2 separate regions of the Homo sapiens genome follow, and region 2 is linked to region 1. Evidence: chromatin loops called from intact Hi-C (ENCODE). Cell type or tissue: heart left ventricle. All regions are shown on one strand. Links, peaks and the distances in the headings refer to the core of each region. The heading gives the core; the rest is flanking DNA.

The links. Hi-C counts contacts between places; a loop is a spot of excess contacts. Peaks named below come from ENCODE experiments on the same cell type or tissue, not always from the same donor. Only the 100,000 strongest peaks of a DNase experiment are listed, where the experiment ranks them.
Region 2: it touches region 1 in a loop (2.3-fold over the local background); 4 of 110 quality-filtered maps call a loop at or near these places.

What each region holds. Positions count from the first base shown.
Region 1 is chr6:12,580,759-12,589,997 of GRCh38, forward strand. It overlaps LINC02530 (long intergenic non-protein coding RNA 2530), which reads right to left and starts at 4,646. Exons shown (of 2, transcript NR_149140.1): 1 at 4,346-4,646; 2 at 2,010-2,749. In heart left ventricle, for the core only: no CTCF peak of the experiment used is centred there; a DNase peak (open chromatin) is centred at 4,973; H3K4me3 peaks cover 586 bases; H3K27ac peaks cover 1,578 bases.
Region 2 is chr6:12,531,478-12,540,716 of GRCh38, forward strand. No RefSeq gene overlaps it. Among named protein-coding and RNA genes, the nearest start is that of LINC02530, 49 kb to the right of the region's middle. In heart left ventricle, for the core only: no CTCF peak of the experiment used is centred there; no DNase peak of the experiment used is centred there.

The sequences.
Region 1 (9,239 bases), core at 2,211-7,210:
TGTTATCAATTGAGGTCAGGAGTTGGAGACCAGCCTGGCCAACACGGTGAAACCCCCATCCCTACTAAAAATACAAAAATTAGCTGGGCGTGCTGGTGCGCGCCTGTAATCCCAGCTACTCGGGAGGCTGAGGCAGGAGAATCGCTTGAACCAGGAAGGTGGAGGCTGCAGTGAGCAGAGATTTTGCCACTGCACTTCATCTTGGGCAACAGAACAAGATTCCATCTCAAAAAAAAAAAGAAGCTCCAAATGCCAATCATGAGTAAAGAGATAAGCCATACTTAAACTGAAGTTTGGTTGTTTCCATGAGCAGGTAGGTTACTAAAGTGAACATCTTGGAGATCCCATACAACACATGGATCAACAGAGCCGCTGATGAATTAAACACTCTGGTATCTGAGCATACAATGTTTTGTTCTGCTTGTGATGGCAGGAGTTAACATTTGAGTCTATTGAAATTCAAATAGGGCCTCCCTTAGCAATTTATCCATGTCTATCTTTGGGATTTATCTATCTCAGTTTGTGTCCCAGTCATATATGAGTCCCTGCTCTAACTCTAACCAGACAATCTCTAACATGGATATGACTGGTTAGAGACAATAATACCCATGTTGGCTGGATACAGGTCTGAATTCCTTTTCCTTACTCAGTATTACTCTAGTAAGAAAGAGTGCATACTCTTGGTAAATAAATTGTTAATGAGTATAAGTAGATATTGTCTGAAGAATATTTTGTTTCTTCTAAACAGGCATACATTTATACAGAGAGACATATGTTGATGACTACATTCTTAGGACTGAGAAACTTTTTGTTCCTGTTCCTGGGTAAATGATATTTAATTTATTTTGGAGAAAAATTTCTATTATTGGTTTTTCACACTTTCAAAACGCAGGACAGACACAAGGAGACAGACTGGTTGATTTTTGGAAGTAATTTGATGTTTCTCTAATATTGGCCTTAACTTCCAATTGATGTTTAAGCTAATTTTCTTTTAAAAGAGAAGTTAGTTACTGCCTCCCTTAAAAAAGAAAAATAAAACTCCTAAGAAACCTATCAAAATATCAAAATACTTTATATAATTAATTACAAGTTAATAGTTATAGCCAATAATTAAAATTGTAAATCTTAGATGTATTCAGTGATCCTCTGAAAAATGTAAGCTGAAATTTCACTTCTTTATTGGATTGCTCTCTGTTCTACCAGGCTTTGTCTAATTATCAAAAGAAAAGTAATATAAACTATACTTGATTAAACATTGTGGACAGAACGAAAACCCCAAATAATTTCTTTTTACCATGCAGCTCCTAAGGAAAAATACCTTCAAAATGCTGCAAGCACAATTTATTTAAATCACGCGACTTCCAGGTCTATTGCATCCAACAGATGGAGAGGACTTTTTGCCCTGTCCAGACAGACACCAAGTTTAAAAACATGTTTAAAAAGCCCAAGCACCTTTTTGATCTAACTTTAAAAAGCATTGTCAATGTCAAGAACACGGTGACTGTGGCTTGTTTATTATGCTAGGAGGAGTCTTCTATGTTGTATTGTTTGTGTGGTATGAAGTGACATTGTATGCCTGCTGTCCCTCTGGGACCCTCATGAAAAGGAGGTATTTATGTCCCTGCCTGTGCCCGTAAATGAATTGCCCCCTAAAGTAAATATAATATATAAAGCTATGTCTGGCTCCAAAGTCATGCTATGTGCCTCCCTCTGGCTATAGAGGAAGTTACTCTTGCTTATCAGAAGGCCAAATTTGGCGTGGCATTATTAGGTTGCAGGCAATATGGTAATGGGACCCAGAGAAGTGGTTTTAACCAACAGAGAATGCCTCTGAGCCTGCTGGCTGCCAGGGGAAGTGTACATTACCTTACCCTTGAGCTCGGAGAACTTATGTAAATGCAAAGAGAAGTCAGATCCTTTGAGAATTGGCATCATATCACTAGTTCGTGCAGGGGAAGTGGTTAAAGACATCAATGTGAAAATACATTTTCACTTCCATGGCATGGAAGTTGGAAAAACTAGAATTTATTTTACTTTCTTGCTCTAAATCAATCAGGAATTACTAAGCTCCCATGAGGAAACCAAATATGCAGGAAGTTAGCCACTTGACATGACTGCGGCCACATTTCAAGCTAGACAATGAGACAGGACAATAGAGAAGGAAAGTCAGGTTGAAATTATATGGCTTCATGGCTGAACAATGCCATTTATTTCCTCTTCCTGATGCACAGCTTCTGCCCATGAGCCATCAGTTCTATCCAATTCTTTTCTATTTCTCCAGGTTCTTCAGAATATTTGTGTCTGATGTCAGTTGTTAGTTCAATTGCATTGTTAGAGTTAAATAACATTGCTTTGAAGCCATGAACATATGGATTAAAATGCAGACTCTGCTGCTTGCTGGCTCTGTGGCTTTATACGGCCTTTCTGAGCCCTGCTTGTTTTATGAAAACATCATACAATCTATATTAAAAGTTAGATGGGCCTGGCATGGTGGCTCACGGCTATAGTCCCAGCACTTTGGAAGGCTGAGGCCAGCAGATCACGAGGTCAAGAGATCAAGACCAGCCTGGCCAACATAGTGAAACCTCGTCTCTACTAAAAAGACAAAAAATAACTGCTCATGGTGGCGTGCACCTACAGTCCCAGCTACTCGGGAGGCTGAGGCAGGAGAATCGCTTGAACCCGGGAGGCAGAGGTTGCAGTGAGCCGAGATTGCCCCACTGTACTCCAGCCTGGTGACAGAGAGAGACTGTCAAAAAAAAAAAAAAAGTTAGATGACACCTGAAACACAGAGTAGTTTCATGGAAAGTGAAGATTTGAAAGCAGATCATCATTATAAGATATGAGAAAAACAACTCATCAAAAATATTTTAAGAGAAAGCATTATTTTAAGAGAAAGCATTAAACTGAGGTATATTTTGTTAATTACTATCCTAAAACTTTTAGTGCTTACCACGTGTAATGTGTTGGCATAATAGAAGACATAATTTCTCCCAAAGGCGTCAAACTTGTCCTTGATACTCAAGTGAAGATATTGGTCAGATGTTACTGATTTTAATTTAAAATTCAGAAATAGAAATATGCCAGGCACTGTGGCTAATGCCTATAATCCCAGCACTTTAGGAGGCAAGGCGGGAAGATCACTTGAGCCTGGAAGATTGAGGCTGAAGTGAGCTATGATTGCACCACTGCACTCCAGCCCAAGCTAGAGAGAGAGAGAGAGAGAGAGAGAGAGAGACTCCATCTCAAAAAAAGAGAGAGAGAGAGACCCCATCTCAAAAAAAAAGAGAGAGAGAGAAAATAAAGTTTCAGAAAGACTTCTGAATCTTAAAAAATTAAACATAAGTCTATGAAAACATAAGCAATAGTCTCATACTATTGTATGAGTGGTCTCTTCTTTTCTTTCTCTCCCAAGGATATCCTTCTCAGCCTAAAACACTTTTGTCGACACTTCGCCCAATATCCATCACATTTTACATCTGCTAAGAATTTTAACTTTTATTGTCAGTTTAACCAACAATTCAATAATATAGAAAGCGGAAGAATCAGGATTGATTCAGCCAATTCAAACTTTACATACTGAGGCATTTGCAGCAAATCTAGTAAACATCTTTGGATTTTCCAGAAACTTAAAGCAGTCTATTTGTTTGTGTCTCCCTGTTTTGTTTTGTTTTTTTTTTTTTTGAGGTGGGGGTCTCGCTCTGTTGCCCAGGCTGGAGTTCAGTGGTGCAACCATAGCTCACAACAGCCTCCGCCTCCCGGACTCAAGTGATCCTCCTACCTCAGCCTCCTGAGTAGCTGAGACCACACGTTTCATTCACCATATCATCTCAAAGCTTAAATAAGAGCCTGTCAAGCACCAAATAAAGTTGGAGTAGGAAGAGTGGTGTCAAACTTTTGAAGAGAAAGTTTTAAACTGAGCATTCCAAGAAATAACTGGTGTTTTCTCTTCCTCTTGCTGATTGGAGAAACTGAAGGATGGAGCAATTAAAATTTCCCAACCCCATTCAGTGGAAAAGGAAACATACTGTGGAAAGAATTGCTAGCAATTGTAGTCAGTGTCCATCTCTATGGATTTGGCGTGGAAATTCACATTACAACAAGTGAAAAACAACTCACGGTACCCTCAATACAATGGGCATCGATTCTGCTTCCCTTGGTGATTTAAAAACAAATCTGGATCTGGATATATGTGCTTTAGAAAATGCAATTTGTCGACTTGGTTGTTACTATATGGCATTTGTAGAGCTTGACTTAGGCTTGTCTTAAAAAAAAAGCTTCTTAAAACTGTATGCCTTTATCAGAAGTCGCCCCTCGGCTATTTACAAGTGCCATGGTTACAGACCTGCTAGACTGATGATATTCACATGCAGGAAACAATGCAAGGAAAACAGGATTTGCACGGCTCCGACTGCACTGGCCCAAGAATTCCAGGAAGTGATTGTACTTTATGAAACCGTCTGTGCTCCGCTAGATTGTCTATAGCTTTTAAGGTCAAGTCCTATCACGGCGAGTTTGCAATGCCCTTTGTAACAAGGCAGAGTGTTTATGAAGCTGAGTACATGCTGTATTGTTTATCAGCCCAGGCAGTTGAAAGGTGCGATATTCCAATCTTGTGGTTCAGGATGGCACTGGGAATCGATCACAGGCTTTTCTGACATAGGCTTGGGATTAGTTCAAAGAGTCCCTGGCAACAGTGACCATGCGACAGTCCAGCACATGGAGAAAGTCACGAAGCCCACAGTCCCTGACAGGAGAGATGGGTTTGTGTGGGAGATCAATGTGGGGAGCACTGTGAGTTTATGTTTTAAGATCCCTGTGCTTCCTGCTGTAGCTGAGCAGTCTCCTTGGAGAGTGAAAGGTGCTGGCGTACAGTAACTGCTGATTCTGAGAGTACGGAAAGGAGAGTGAGACAACAATGGAATTTATTTCTTCGTAAGAGAGCTGGGAGGCAGCCAGGCATTCCAGGCCCTTGCTCTCGAATTCTTTGATTTCTCTACATGCATAATGACTAGAGACTCCTGTTGCCTCTGGACTCGGGGATACTGGAGCCGGACAGTGGACGCCCAAACCGCTCATGTTACTCCACAGCCCTGCCTAATTTTAGGCGCCAAGGCTGGACGTGACTGACCAGACTCCTGCTCGCTCCCTCTCCACGAATGATGTTGGTCCCTGAAGCTAGGTTAAACAAGCAATAGTCCACAGCTATTGTTAAGGACGCTGTCGTGATGGAATCAGCTGGGCACTGGGCATCCTTTGCACTCGGAGTGATGGCGGCTAGCCAGGCATCTGTGAACTTTCTGGAGACATTTAGGTGTTGTGTACCAAAGTCACGGCACCTTAGGGGCAAGCATGATCCCCCAGTGTTTTCAGATGCGTGGACTGAATGAACCTCAGTGAGTGACTGCTGATGTCAAATCAATCAATATCGATTTAATGAAGTCTGTTAGTTTATAAGTCAAGTGACTTGCCATTAGGGACTGTTTCCTCAAGGATGACAAAATAAATAACAACAATGAAATACTTTTTATCCAGTTACCACGTTCTGTGCCCCATACTGGCTTTTGAAGATCTGGCTTTGCAATGTAGCGTTGTATTTTATTGACTGAATTTTATTTTATTTCTAAATTCATAGGCATCTTGAGGTTCATCACTTCATAGGTACTCTGGACTAACATCACATAGTTATCAAGCCTTTTAATAAAACTGTTATTTTTTTCTAGTAGACTCAATAGAGGACCATTGTTGGATGTCTTATAGGCATAACTACCTCATAAAGGGTTGCTAATTACTGGCCAAAACACTTAACTAAATAAAAATTAAAAGTTCCACTCATCAGGTAAGAAGAGTCCTGAAACCTGTGTTTTGGTCTTGACTCTCCCATTAACTCCTAGGAAATTTTACCTCCCCCAGTGACAGACATTGGGATAATCATTCCCTGCCCCTTTGTTTTTCCTCTGCAAAAAGAGGTGCTTTAAATATGTAATTGATCTCTAGGGGATTTCCCATCTATGAAGATTGAATCTCTAACACTCGGCCTGTAAGTCAGAAGACTCAGAGGTGTTTGAACCAGAGCAACTCCATCTCGAATAGGAGCTGGGTAAAATAAGGCTGATACTTGCTGGGCTGCATTCCTACTAAGTTAGGCATTCTAAGTCATAGGATGAGATCGGAGGTCGCACAAAATACAGGTCATAAAGACATTGCTGATAAAACAGGTTGCAGTAAAAAAAGCCTGCCAAAACCCACCCAGTCAAGACAAGAGTGACTTCTGGTTGTCCTCACTGCTACACTCCCACCAGCACTGTGATAGTTTACAAATGCCATGGCAACATCATGAAGTTACCCTATAGGGTTTAAAAAGGGGAGGCATGAATAACCCACGCCTTGCTTAGCATATCATCAAGATATAACCATAAAAATGGACAACCAGTAGCTCTCAGAGCTGCTCTGCTTCTGTACGCCATTCTTTTATTCCTTTACTTTTTTAATAAACTTGCTTTCACTTTACTCTATGGATTCACCTCAAATCCTTTCTTGCGCAAGATCCAAGAACCCTGTCTCGTGGTCTGTTACCCCTTTCCGGTAACATTTAGAGAGGGAAAGTGAAAGCTTCCTAGGAGAAGTAGGAAAGTAGAAAAACAAAGGAGGAAAAAAAAAAAACAAAGTATGAAAATTTGAGGAGAAATACTGCTATAGGGAGAAAAATAATTAATAATTATTTACTTTGTAAATATAAAGTATTATTTTTAATACTTTTTTCACATTTATTAAATCCTTAGAAAAATTCTAGGAATTTGATATTATGATTTTTTAATGAACAAATAAGGAAACTGAAGTTTGTAAAGTCTTTTTTTTTTTTTTTTTGAGACAGAGTCTTGCTCTGTTGCCCAGGCTGGAGTGCAGTGGCATGATCTCTCAGCTCACTGCAAACTCCACCTCCCGGGTTCAAGCGATTCTCCTGCCTCAGCCTCCCGAGTAGCTGGGATTACAGGCACCCACCACCACACCCAGCTAATTTTTATATTTTTAGTAGAGACGGGGTTTCACCATATTGGCCAGACTGGTCTCGAACTCCTGACCTCAGGTGATCCACCCGCCTCAGACTCCCAGAGTGCTGGGATTACAGGCGTGAGCCACCTCGCCCGGCCTGTAAAGTCGTTAAATGACATGCCAAAGATACATTTGATTAAGAAGTTGAGTCTAAAACAAACCAAGCTCTTGGGCTCCAAAACTAGGGCCCCTAAAAGGATCCACCTGCAAAGGAGGAAGTGTCTAATTGGAAAGAGGATGAACTAAAAGCACATTCAGTCTTGGTTTTTCTAGCTATACCTACAATGTTCAGTCTTCTCTGTTTCAGGTAGCATAAATACAAAAGGCCATGGGCCTTGCGTAAGAACGTTTTCTGATTTTAAACGTGCTAATTTTATTTTTTACCCTGTTAAGGTATGTATACATGAGAGGGAAAGGAAATTATGGAGTTATTTATTTGAGGTGTATCTAAGTTTTTTTAAAAGTACATTAGAAATTATGAAAACTGTACTCTATGCCCTAATGCTCTCAACACATTATCAGATTATGTAAATAAATACCTGGGCAAACTGCTTTATTTATTCAATGTTTATGCAGTTAGAGTTAAGAAAAATGCTATCTTTAGGCTTGGCATGGTGGTGCATGCCTGTAGTCCCAGCTACTCAGGTGGCTGTGACAGGAGGATTGCCTGAGCCCAGAGGTTCATGTCCAGCTTGAGTAACATAGCAAGACCCCATCCCTCTCACTTAACAAAAAGCTATATTTAAAAATTATAGGAGGCAACAATAGCAGTTATCAGAGAAAAAAATTGTTTATAGTTCTTACATTAGAAAAGAGGAAAGTCTTAAAATTGAGTGAACTAAATACCCAACCTAAAACAATTGAAAAAGAACTGCACAATAAACCCAAAGAAAGGGAAAAAAAGATAATAGAAATAAGTACAAAAACAAATAAAACAGAAAGTAAAATTTCAAAAAGCTAAAAATTGTTCCTTAAAGCGATAAATGTCTGGTGATATTTACCCCCCAAAAAGGAAAAAATATGAAAACAAATAGCATTAGGCATAAAAGAGAGAAGATACTTATTCTTTCCATAGATATTAGAAAGGAAAAAAAAAGAATATTATGAACAACTTTAGGCCAACAAGTTGTGAACAGATGAAATATATGTATTTGTAGAAAATATTACATAAAAATAACTTAAGAAAAACTAGAAATCCCCTGTATAGTAAAATCTAATTCAATCTGTAGTTAAAAATCTTGTCACACAGGAAATAATGTGCCAGAAGAGTTTACTCATGCTACCAAATATTTCTTACATAAATTCAAGAACAGAAAAAAAGGAACACTTCCAAGCATATTTTATGAGAGTTGTATAACCTTGATATAAATGCTAGCCAAGGACAGAACAAAATAGGAAAACTACAGATCAGGATTATTGTAATTCACTACTTTAACAAGTTAAAAGAGATTAAACCATATAATTACATCTATAGTTGCAAAAAAGATGTTCAATAAAATCAATAAACATTAATGATAATACTTTCATAAAAGTAGAAAGAAAATGAGTAAAAAGACTTAGAAAGGAAATGTCTTTAACTTCATAAAGAAGACCTACAAAACTCTAGGGCAAATACGATATATAATAGTAAAAGTTACAAGTATTCTTTTTAAGATCATGAACAAGACAAGGATGACCAGTCTTACAACTTCTTTTTCACACTGCAGTTGAAGTCTCAACTATCAAGACAAAACAAGAAAAAGAGAAGTTCTAAGAATTACTAGGAAAGAAATCAACTTCTTCTTGTTGCTATATTATTATTATTATTATTTGAGACAAGATCTCACTCTGTGGCCCAGGCTGGAATGGAGTGGTGCCATCGTAGCTTACTGCAGCCTTGCTTCTGGGCTCAAGCGATTCTCCCACCTCAGCCTCCCAAGTAGCTGGGACCCCAGGCATATGCCACCGTGCCTGGCTACTGTTTATTTTTGTAAGGACAGGGATCTCCATATGTTACCCAGGCTGGTCTCTAACTCCTGGACTCAAGCAATCCTTCCACCTCAGCCTCCCAGAGTGCTGGGATTACAAGCATGAGCCATCACACCCAGCTCAACCTCTCATTATTAACAGGTGATATTGTTTAAACAGATAAATATCAGCAAATAAATAAATTAAGAAAATTGACAAATTAGTGAATAAACAAAAGC
Region 2 (9,239 bases), core at 1,334-6,333, 50 kb before region 1:
GTAATGGTGGACACCTGTCATTATGCAATTGTCAAACCCCATGGAATATAAACACAAAGATAAATTGCAGACTTTAGTTAATAACAGTGTATCAATATTGGCTCATTAACTGTAACAAACATACCATAATAATGCAAAATGTTAATAATAGAAAAGGTGTATAGGAACTTTCTGTACTTTGTGTTCAATTTTTCTTTAAAACTAAAACTGCTCTAAAAAATAAAATATAAAATACGTAACAGGACAAAAAAAATCCCTCATTTTGTGCCATTACATTGTCAAAACATCTAGAGACCCATATTTTTTCCCAGTTCCCAATGCCTTGTTTTTTTTTTTTTTAAAAACTGCCTTTTTATTATATAACTATCTATTGGCAGAATATATTTCATTTCCCTTCCCCTAAGCGAAAGGAGATAATATTCAATGCTGCTTCCATGAAGACCTATGAAGAAGTCAATTCTATGAAATAAAACTCCTTCTGAATGAATTTATTACACACTGAGAGGAGAATGGGTTGGAAATTCACACGTACATAATACCATTCTTAGAGAATTTGGTCCATATAAATACAGTCTTGGCTGGTGGCCACGCGGGCTTTGGAAATAGCATATCCGAGAAATGTTCTAACTTCTTTGGTGGGATAAAGATGGAAGAAAAACATAATAGAAAGAAATTTTCTTTAATAAATTTTCATGTAAAAAGGTTTAGAAACTCTGGTTTCAAGATAATTGTGGAAATATACTTTTAAGACTGCTACTTAGCTTTTTGTTTTATAGTAACCTTAGGTTTTACAAAATGTCAAATTGACAGTCAGTTACAAGGAAGCCTATTTATAATAGTATAGTCCATTTTTATAGCACTTTTAACTTGCAAAGGGGCTTTTCATATATAACCTAATTTTATATTCACAATCATCTCAGGAAAATCGTCAATTTTTTAAATTTTTTATCTTTTGAGACAGAGTCTTGCTGTATCGCCCAGACCAGAGCCCAGTGGCGTGATCTCAGCTCACTGTAACCTCCGCCTCCCAGGTTCAAGCAATCCTCCCACCTCAGCCTCCTGAGTAGCTGGGATTACAGGCATGCACCACCAAAACCGGCTAATTTTTTGTATTTTTAACAGAGATGTTACCTAGACTGGTCTCGAACTACTGGCCTCAAGTGATCCACCCGCCTCGGCCTCCCAAAGTGCTAGGATTATAGGCATGAGCCACCACGTCTGGCCAAGAATTTTTTTTTTTAGTCAGGGACTTGCTCTGATGCCCAGGCTGACATGATCCTCCCACTTCAGCCTCCTGAGGAGCCAGGACCACAGGTGTGCACCGCAATGCCCGGCTAATTTTTTTAAAATGTTTTTGTAGAGATAGGGTCTCCCTGTGTTGGGCAGGCTGGACTCAAACTCCGGGCCTCAAGGGATCCTCCCACCTCAGCCTCCCAAAGCATTGAGATTACAAGTGTGTGGCTCTGCACCCAGCCTCTTCTAGATTCTTTCTTATAATCATGATGTCGGTAGATGGGTCTGCTACCCTCCAAAACCAAACTGAGGTAGATGGATGTCTTTTCCTAAAGCCACTAAAAGTGAACCCTCTGGTAACTCTCAGTCCAAGATCATCCTGAAGATTTCTTACAAAAAATGAATCCTATTTTCTTCCTTACTTTCTGTCTTTGGCAGAAATCAAGTCTGCATATCAAATGCTTGAATAAAAAAAGAAAAAACCTTGTTTCTCATAGATCATAACCAGAGAAGAACACAGTGTTCAATGAAAGCAAAAATAAACAATCAGAAACATGCGTCTCTCAAAACAAAGCATAAACTCTTTTGTCAGACATTGTTTCTCCCGTTGTGCTGTTTTATGTTTAGAAAGTGAATATAAATGTGTGTCCTCCTGTGTGTTTCCCTGTATACGTATGTTCTCCACTTTAGGGATGTCTCTCCTTGAGTCAATGGCTTAGGAAAAGATCCAAATGCAACATTGATCAAACTGATAGGATGTTGAAGAGCCTGCACATTGAGCTCATTTCTGGATGCTTTATTAGACAATACATTTTCTATACTGGCTGCAATGTGGAGTTACCATCAAATTCTATGGACACAATTGATGCCTTTTAGAGGCCGGGAGACCAAACCAATGAGATTCATTTTTAGAGTGACGGCAAATCCTCTCATCCTTTCCAATTTGGTCATTCTCCAGGGAGTGAAATTCAACCTGCGTCTTTCAGTGTGAAACTTTCTGAGATTACAATTGTTTGCGTTTGGGGTTAAGCCTTAGACTACCCAGAAATGGAGTAGAATCACTCTGATTCCAATCTTGCAGATCTGTCTGAGCTTCCTCTTTTTCTGGTCTATGTTAGGGAGGGTGCTCATTCTTATAGTTTCTACCTTTTAGTTCACAGTTGTACATACACATTAGAAGTCCACATATTTTTTAAAACAAAAATATTTGCAATTAAGGATGTCATGTTATGTAAATATCAATTTTACTTCTTTTTTCCCCCTGACTTATTTCATATGGAGGGAAAACAAAATGTTGACTCATTCCTGCCTCTTTCTAGGCATGTCACCTTCCATATAATCATTCATGAGTAAAAATACTAAAATACCACTAAGCCCATTACAGCTTAATTTTTTTGATAATAGAGCAAAATTATCTGTAGTATACTAAAATCATGAAAATATTTTGTGTTACCCTGATCAGTTGCCTATTACTTCAATAAGCATCTCTTTAAACCCTCAAGGCTGTTCTGTCCCTCCTCCCTTCCAGAAAGGCTGGAGTCTATCACGGCGATTCTGGCCCTGCAGGGCTGGGTGGGTGCATTCTCTCATTACCCTGGAGGTTCCTGGAATCCACTACCACTTCTCCTAGAGAAAGCTGGTGGGTCTTTGAAAGAAAACTCTTCTAAGCTAGCTACTGAGCCTGTGTGTGAGGGAGGTTGGGAAATTGCAACCAAGCAGTCAACAGAGTTTCACTCTAAATATACTGACAGGCCAGTGGAGGAGAAACACACACTCCCCACTAACTCCAATACAAGAGGAGGAATCACCACTTCTTCCAAAAATGATGTCACCATACGCAGAAGAGGAGATGATTATTTTTGACCCAGGTGGGATGGAGTGGAGGTGACATTTTTATCTTGCAAAATTTGCATCTTCCCTTTTTGGCAGGTGAGATTGATGCTAGATGTAAATTTCTGTGGTCAGAAGGAAGCAAGAACACACACCTCCACTTATAATTCCCTAATGACTAATACTGAGAAATCTTTTCTCTTCGACAAGGAAAAAAAACACTCTACAACATAAAGAAAGAAAATCTCATGCCACATGGCTTTATAGATTCCAATCATACCTTCTTTGATTATTTCTGCAGCAGCATTTACATCCTGAAGGTGATGGAAGCCTTGCATTTGTGTCTTGGTGCCATGGGGAGCCTCTGTCTGGAGCCTGTGAATTTCTAGAGGCCCTTCAATGCATGGAAGACCCTCTAAAAATTACAGCTGCTAAAAATGGGAGCAGATTCCCTACCACTGGGGGCATCATGCTGCAAATTACATGTCTATCCAGAATGATGGATGGTAGAGGGCATGCGTACTTTAGTTAGGTAAGAATATTGGAGAAGACAGTATCTAAAGTTGCTTCCAATTTTGGTATCCTGTGGTGCAGTAGAAAAGTAACCACAGGGATAATGGAGACTAAATAGAATAAATTAAAAGCAAGATAGTAAATTCCTCTCTAATCCCCAAGACTAGAGGTTAGAGAAGGCAAGCAGAGCATATTGAACAAGTGTGATTTTACGTAATGGTCCTTACCCAATAAGGAGTGGATTGAGTAGGAAGAATTAAAGAGTGGTGTTTTATTGACATCTACTCCTTCTCTATAAATTGTATTACATAGGTGAAAGTAAGTAAGAAACCGAATGGCTGCGGAATCTTCTCTCCCATGTTTTCCAAAGAGTATGATCCACATATGAATGCCTGTGTGCGTACATATATAGAAGGTGACCAATGGCAGGAGTCGCACTAATGGGTTGACTCGTTTAATGGTTAATTTGTTTTTGGAAACTTCCATAAGAACCCTCTAAAAGACACTCCAGAAATAGTAGAACAACAACACTTGGGATAAGGGCCTTTAAACTGTGTAATTATTTGTTCCATGTCTAGAAAATATTATAAATCCCCTCTTTCTCCCCCTGTTAGAGGGAAGCTGCAGGAAGATTTTGCAAGCATACCCGGATAAAAGCCCCCGTACAGTCACTTATGTGCACTTCTCTATAACACTGGAGGGAATTCAGTTTTATGTCTGCAGAGCTGCTGTTGCCAGGGAAACAGAGGTCCTAGTCAGAATGCAACTGAATTAAGTCCCAGTGTGCCAGTTACTGGGTCTTTTCATTTGCCTACAACATACATGAATCTCTTTATGTCTAAGAAAGTTATTTTCTTCATATGCATCCATTGCACACACAGCTTTGTCAGCAAGATCCAGACAGAAGACTGTACCTGGTTACCTGATTAGGACTGTGGGTGACAGGAGAGAAAACAAAAATAGAGAGTAGACCATCCCACCATTGGCCAAGAGCAGATGGTGTGAACTGGCCCTTTCCACTGAGTGCCTTCTGGTAAGGAGTTCTCCAGAGACCAAGGAGCTTTACCATTGTTCCTCATAGGTATGCATCTCATCTTCCAGGAGGGCATCACTCTTTCCTATGACTCAGGTAAACTCAACATGGGCCACTTTGCAACTAGAATTGACACAAGCTGTGGCCACTCGTCTGAATTCTCTGGCTCTCAGCTTTTATTGGAAGGTCTCCAGAAACAACCTAAATTCTTATTGTAATTTCAGGTTTGTTCCAACTCAAACAAGTTACCTGAGTGATTTCTAGAGAGTATGTGAGCTGATGCAGACTAGATTTGAGCTGTTTTAAGTTCCATCAAAGTCCTAGTGAGATAAACATCCCATTTGTATAATCCTGAGTTCATAGGTATCAATAACCTAGCAGACCAATATTTGTGTGTAGATTAGTGCCTTTCGAGGAGCCATCTGTATCCAGTTTTTGTTTTATTGGTGGTAAGTTTACCTGACATTTTTAGTCACGATATACAGGATGATGCAGAAAATATGCTGATATGGTCACCCAAGAAAAACCGGAAACATGGTAATTTCCAACGTGCTTTCTTTAGGAAGACAGGAAAGAATGTGGTGAGTGTATATTTATGAAGGCTCGTTGTATGCACTATTTAGTTTTTGAGTAAAGACCTTAAAGCTTAACTCTCCAGAAAGCTTCATGCTCTTTCTCTACTCTGTTATTATATCTCTACTCTGCATGATATTAATATTTCCAGATTTTTAACTCTCTGCTTAGCGTTTATCTAAGGTTTATTTTCTGCCTTATATAGTACTGGTAAACTAGTCCCTTGAGGGTTCTTCTTTTCACTTGTTATTCCCATTACCTTTTCATTGCATTTGCAAAAGATATTCCAGGACACATTTTAGGCATTTCCTTGCTAATGTCTTGCTTGAAAATAGCATATTCTCAAAGGAAACCCGTTTTACTTCATGAAGTATAGAGGGGTCATTACCTATTCTGATAGGCTAATTCAGGTTTGGTTGTGTTAAAGTGGCTCACGTGATCAAGGATTTATAGATGCTGATTTACTCTGAATGTTTATCCCTTATTCTTATAGCTGAGGCTGTTTGGCCAGGTCATTTAACAACGCCAAAATGATTGTTTAAAGCAAGACAATGTACTTATGTGGTGGTGTGTGCAATGTAAAGCCCTAACCTAGAAGATTGACACTTAAGACTTGACAGAAACATTCTTTTTGCAGCAAAATAAACAGTTTTTTCTTCTCCTAGATAAGGTAGAGCACTTTTTTATTAATCCATATGGTTTGTTCTCTTGCATAGGAAACCACTAAAGACAACAATTTTCCAGATCTCTTCCTCCAAGTTTTCATTATCAATAAATGCTTGTGATATCAGCTGAGGTTTTTTAGCCCACACATCCGGCTTGTATCTTAATTGCAATAACTTCTTGTCACAAACAGCCAATGTAGTGATGTATGGAAAAAGTGGATTTTTTCCTTGTCCCTCGAGTCTGCCCTAACCCCCACCTTCAGCCCCCTCTGCCTTTCCCCCATTCCCAACCTCACGGAGCCCGGAAAGTCTTTCAGCATTCCTGGAAAGTTACATAAGACACCAGAAGTAGATAACATTGTATGTTTCCAGTTTAAAATGCAGAATGTTTATGCCTGTAAGGAGAGAAGAATGAAAGAATGTCCCTTTCGGAAATCATATCTGAAATGACTGGGGGGCTGACAAGTGCTTCCCTTACAGTAAAAATAATGTTTAAGGACTTGAAGTGTTTTTTACTACCTGGTAAATAGCAAGTTCTTTGTTCCTTAAGTACAAATCCTAAGCACCTAAAAGCCCATATTACAGCCAACTAGGCTGAGCATTCCAAGTTCTTATTTGAGGCAAGGGCAGTAGAAGTGAAATTTTATTTTTTATTTTATGAAAGTATGTATGTATGTATTTATTTATTTTGAGATAGGGTCTCACTCTGTTGCCCAGGATGGTGTACAGTGGTGAGATCACAGCTCACTCTAACCTTGAACTCCTGGCCTCGATTGATCCTACCACCTCAGCCTCCTGAGTAGCTGGGACTACAGGCACATGCCAAAAGACCTGGGTAATTTTGTTTTGTTTTGTTTTGTTTTTGAGACAAAGTCCCGCTCTGTTGCCCAGGCTGGAGTGCAATGGCACGATCTCGGCTCACTGCAACCTCTGCCTCCCAGGTTCAAGCAATTCTCCTGCTTCACGCTCCCGAGTAGCTGGGATTACAGGCACGCACCACCACAACTGGCTAATTTTTGTATTTTTAATTGAGATGGGGTTTCGCCGTGTTGGCCAGGCTGGACTCCAACTCCTGACCTCAGGTGATCTGCCTGCCTCTGCCCCCTAAAGTGCTGGGATTACAGGCATAAGCCATCACACCTGGCTTTTTTTTTTTTTTTTTTTTTTTTGTAGAGACAGGGTCTCACTGGGTGCCCAGGCTGGTCTCAAACTCCTGGCGTCAAGTGACTGTCCTACTTTGGCCTCAAAAAAGCACCGGGATTATGGGTGTGAGCCACTGCCCCCAATTCCCAGTCTTCTTTTAAGGGTATGGAGGGCAAAGGGTTGAGGACGAGAGTCTTGGCATGGCATGAAAGAAAGGCAAGCCAGGTTCCACTGTTCGCTTCTGATTATCCCTCAAATGCCTAAATCACTGCTATGGAGAGTTTGGTCTCCCCAAACCCAGAGTCTCAATCACATAGACTGCTCCCGTTTGGTGTGGGACAAACCTTCTGAGAACAGAAGCCACTGTGCTACAATTTGGAAGAGGAGAGCATTTAGTTAGAAAATGGAAGCACCAAAAACAGAGGTTTGATGTATAAACATATTTGCCCAAATCAACATACCACACAGAATTGGCTCTTCCGTGGCCTCCTGACCTTGCCCTTCCCTTCAGTGAGGTCAGCACGGAGACACGCAGCCCCGTGGCTGGTTCCAACACACTGCAACGGTCTCCAGGGCAACACTGGCTGAAGGTCATTTCGGTGCTGCCCAATTTCCAGGAAGCGGCTGTTCTCTGTGGTCTGGCATCGGGGTGGAAAGTTTAACCTGAGCACAAGGGGAAGGTGGTTGGTTTCTGCAGACTCTGCATTCTTTTCTCTGGTGGGTCAGATTTGTGAGCAAGGATTGGCTCCCACCTAGATAGTAAATATTTTTGAAAGGTCTGTGGAGTGTAGACATGACCTTTGCCCAATGGACTTACCACCCATCTGGATAAGTAGCAACCAAAGGAAGATGCCGAGCATCTCTGCTCCTTTCCTTAGAAGGGGAAGTGACTTGAGAAATGGAATGAATTAACAAGGAATGAAAAACACAAAAGGGTTTAGGGCAGTTTCTTTCCCCTGTCCCTATTGGCCCCTATTCTTATCATTTCTTTGTGATGTTGCTGATTCTAGTTTACTTTTTGAAACGGAATTATGCCACGGGAGGGGTGTAGGTCTGCTGATACTAAAATAAATGCAGGGTTTAGCAATAACTCTCTTCACAGCAATGACTCCTCTTTATTTTAAATATTGTCTCGGCCAGTTCTTTCTTGCGTGTCCTTTTACTTAATATCATTGATGATACTTATTCTCATGGGCACTCATCAAAAGTTGATGGAACCCCTACTAAGCACCAGGCACTGTGCTAAGCCCTGAGACTAGAAAACAGGCAATTACACTACAGTGTGTAAGTGCTATGGAGGTCAAGAGGAAGTAAAGTTACCCAATCTGAGGGACAGCCCAGTGTGATGGCCTTGAAGGGATGATCTTGGGCACCAGGTAACCTGCAAAGATCCTTAACCTGGTACAATCCTTCATCTCTCTCTAATATTTTCTATCGAGGCATTTTATGAATTGCCTCCTGGCTAAAAGTGACTGCATAAGTCACTTTTAAGCGTTTCATGTCTAGAAAAACCTAAGGGTAAAGAGGGCAAAAGATAGCATCACCTTACAAACAGGACCCTATATCCCATGGTCTCCATGCCTCAACATGGTGGCTCACACGAAGAAAGACTCCCACATGAGGACTTCAATTGTAGTTGTTTACCTTCCTAATGAACCAAATAACTGAAGCTGATTAAACTCTTCTTAAGAAATAATCACTCGCTCTAAGAAACTTCCACAGGAAACCTGAACATTTTTATTATACCTGGAAGATCAAAGTAGAATGAAGAGATCTGGGGAGGTGGAAGCTGGTAGTGATGTCTCTCATCCTGGTGATTTACAACAATCACCACATATGTGGCATCTGAATGACAGAAGCTAGAAAGACTCTCAGGAGAATATTTCACACTTAACATTGACAGAGAAGAGCCCCAAATCCAGGGAAACCAGCTGATCTAAGTAAAATCAGCCCCAATAAACAATAGCTCATAGCCCTTCACAATCACTTTATGGATCGGTGTTATCCCATTTTACAGATGAGGAAATTAAGGTTTAAAGAGATGAAGCTACTTGAGCAAGATCATCCCAAATCACCTTTTACTGGTTTCAAAGCCTGACAACAGGCACGGCAATACTTTCTCATGTCCGGAGTTTATTTATGTCAGACACACAGCTTGGGTAGCTTCAGAGCTACCCAAGGCTCTGGAGCCTTAACCATAATGCAATATTATATAAAATTAAGGGATTTCTTGAAATAAATTATCCTCT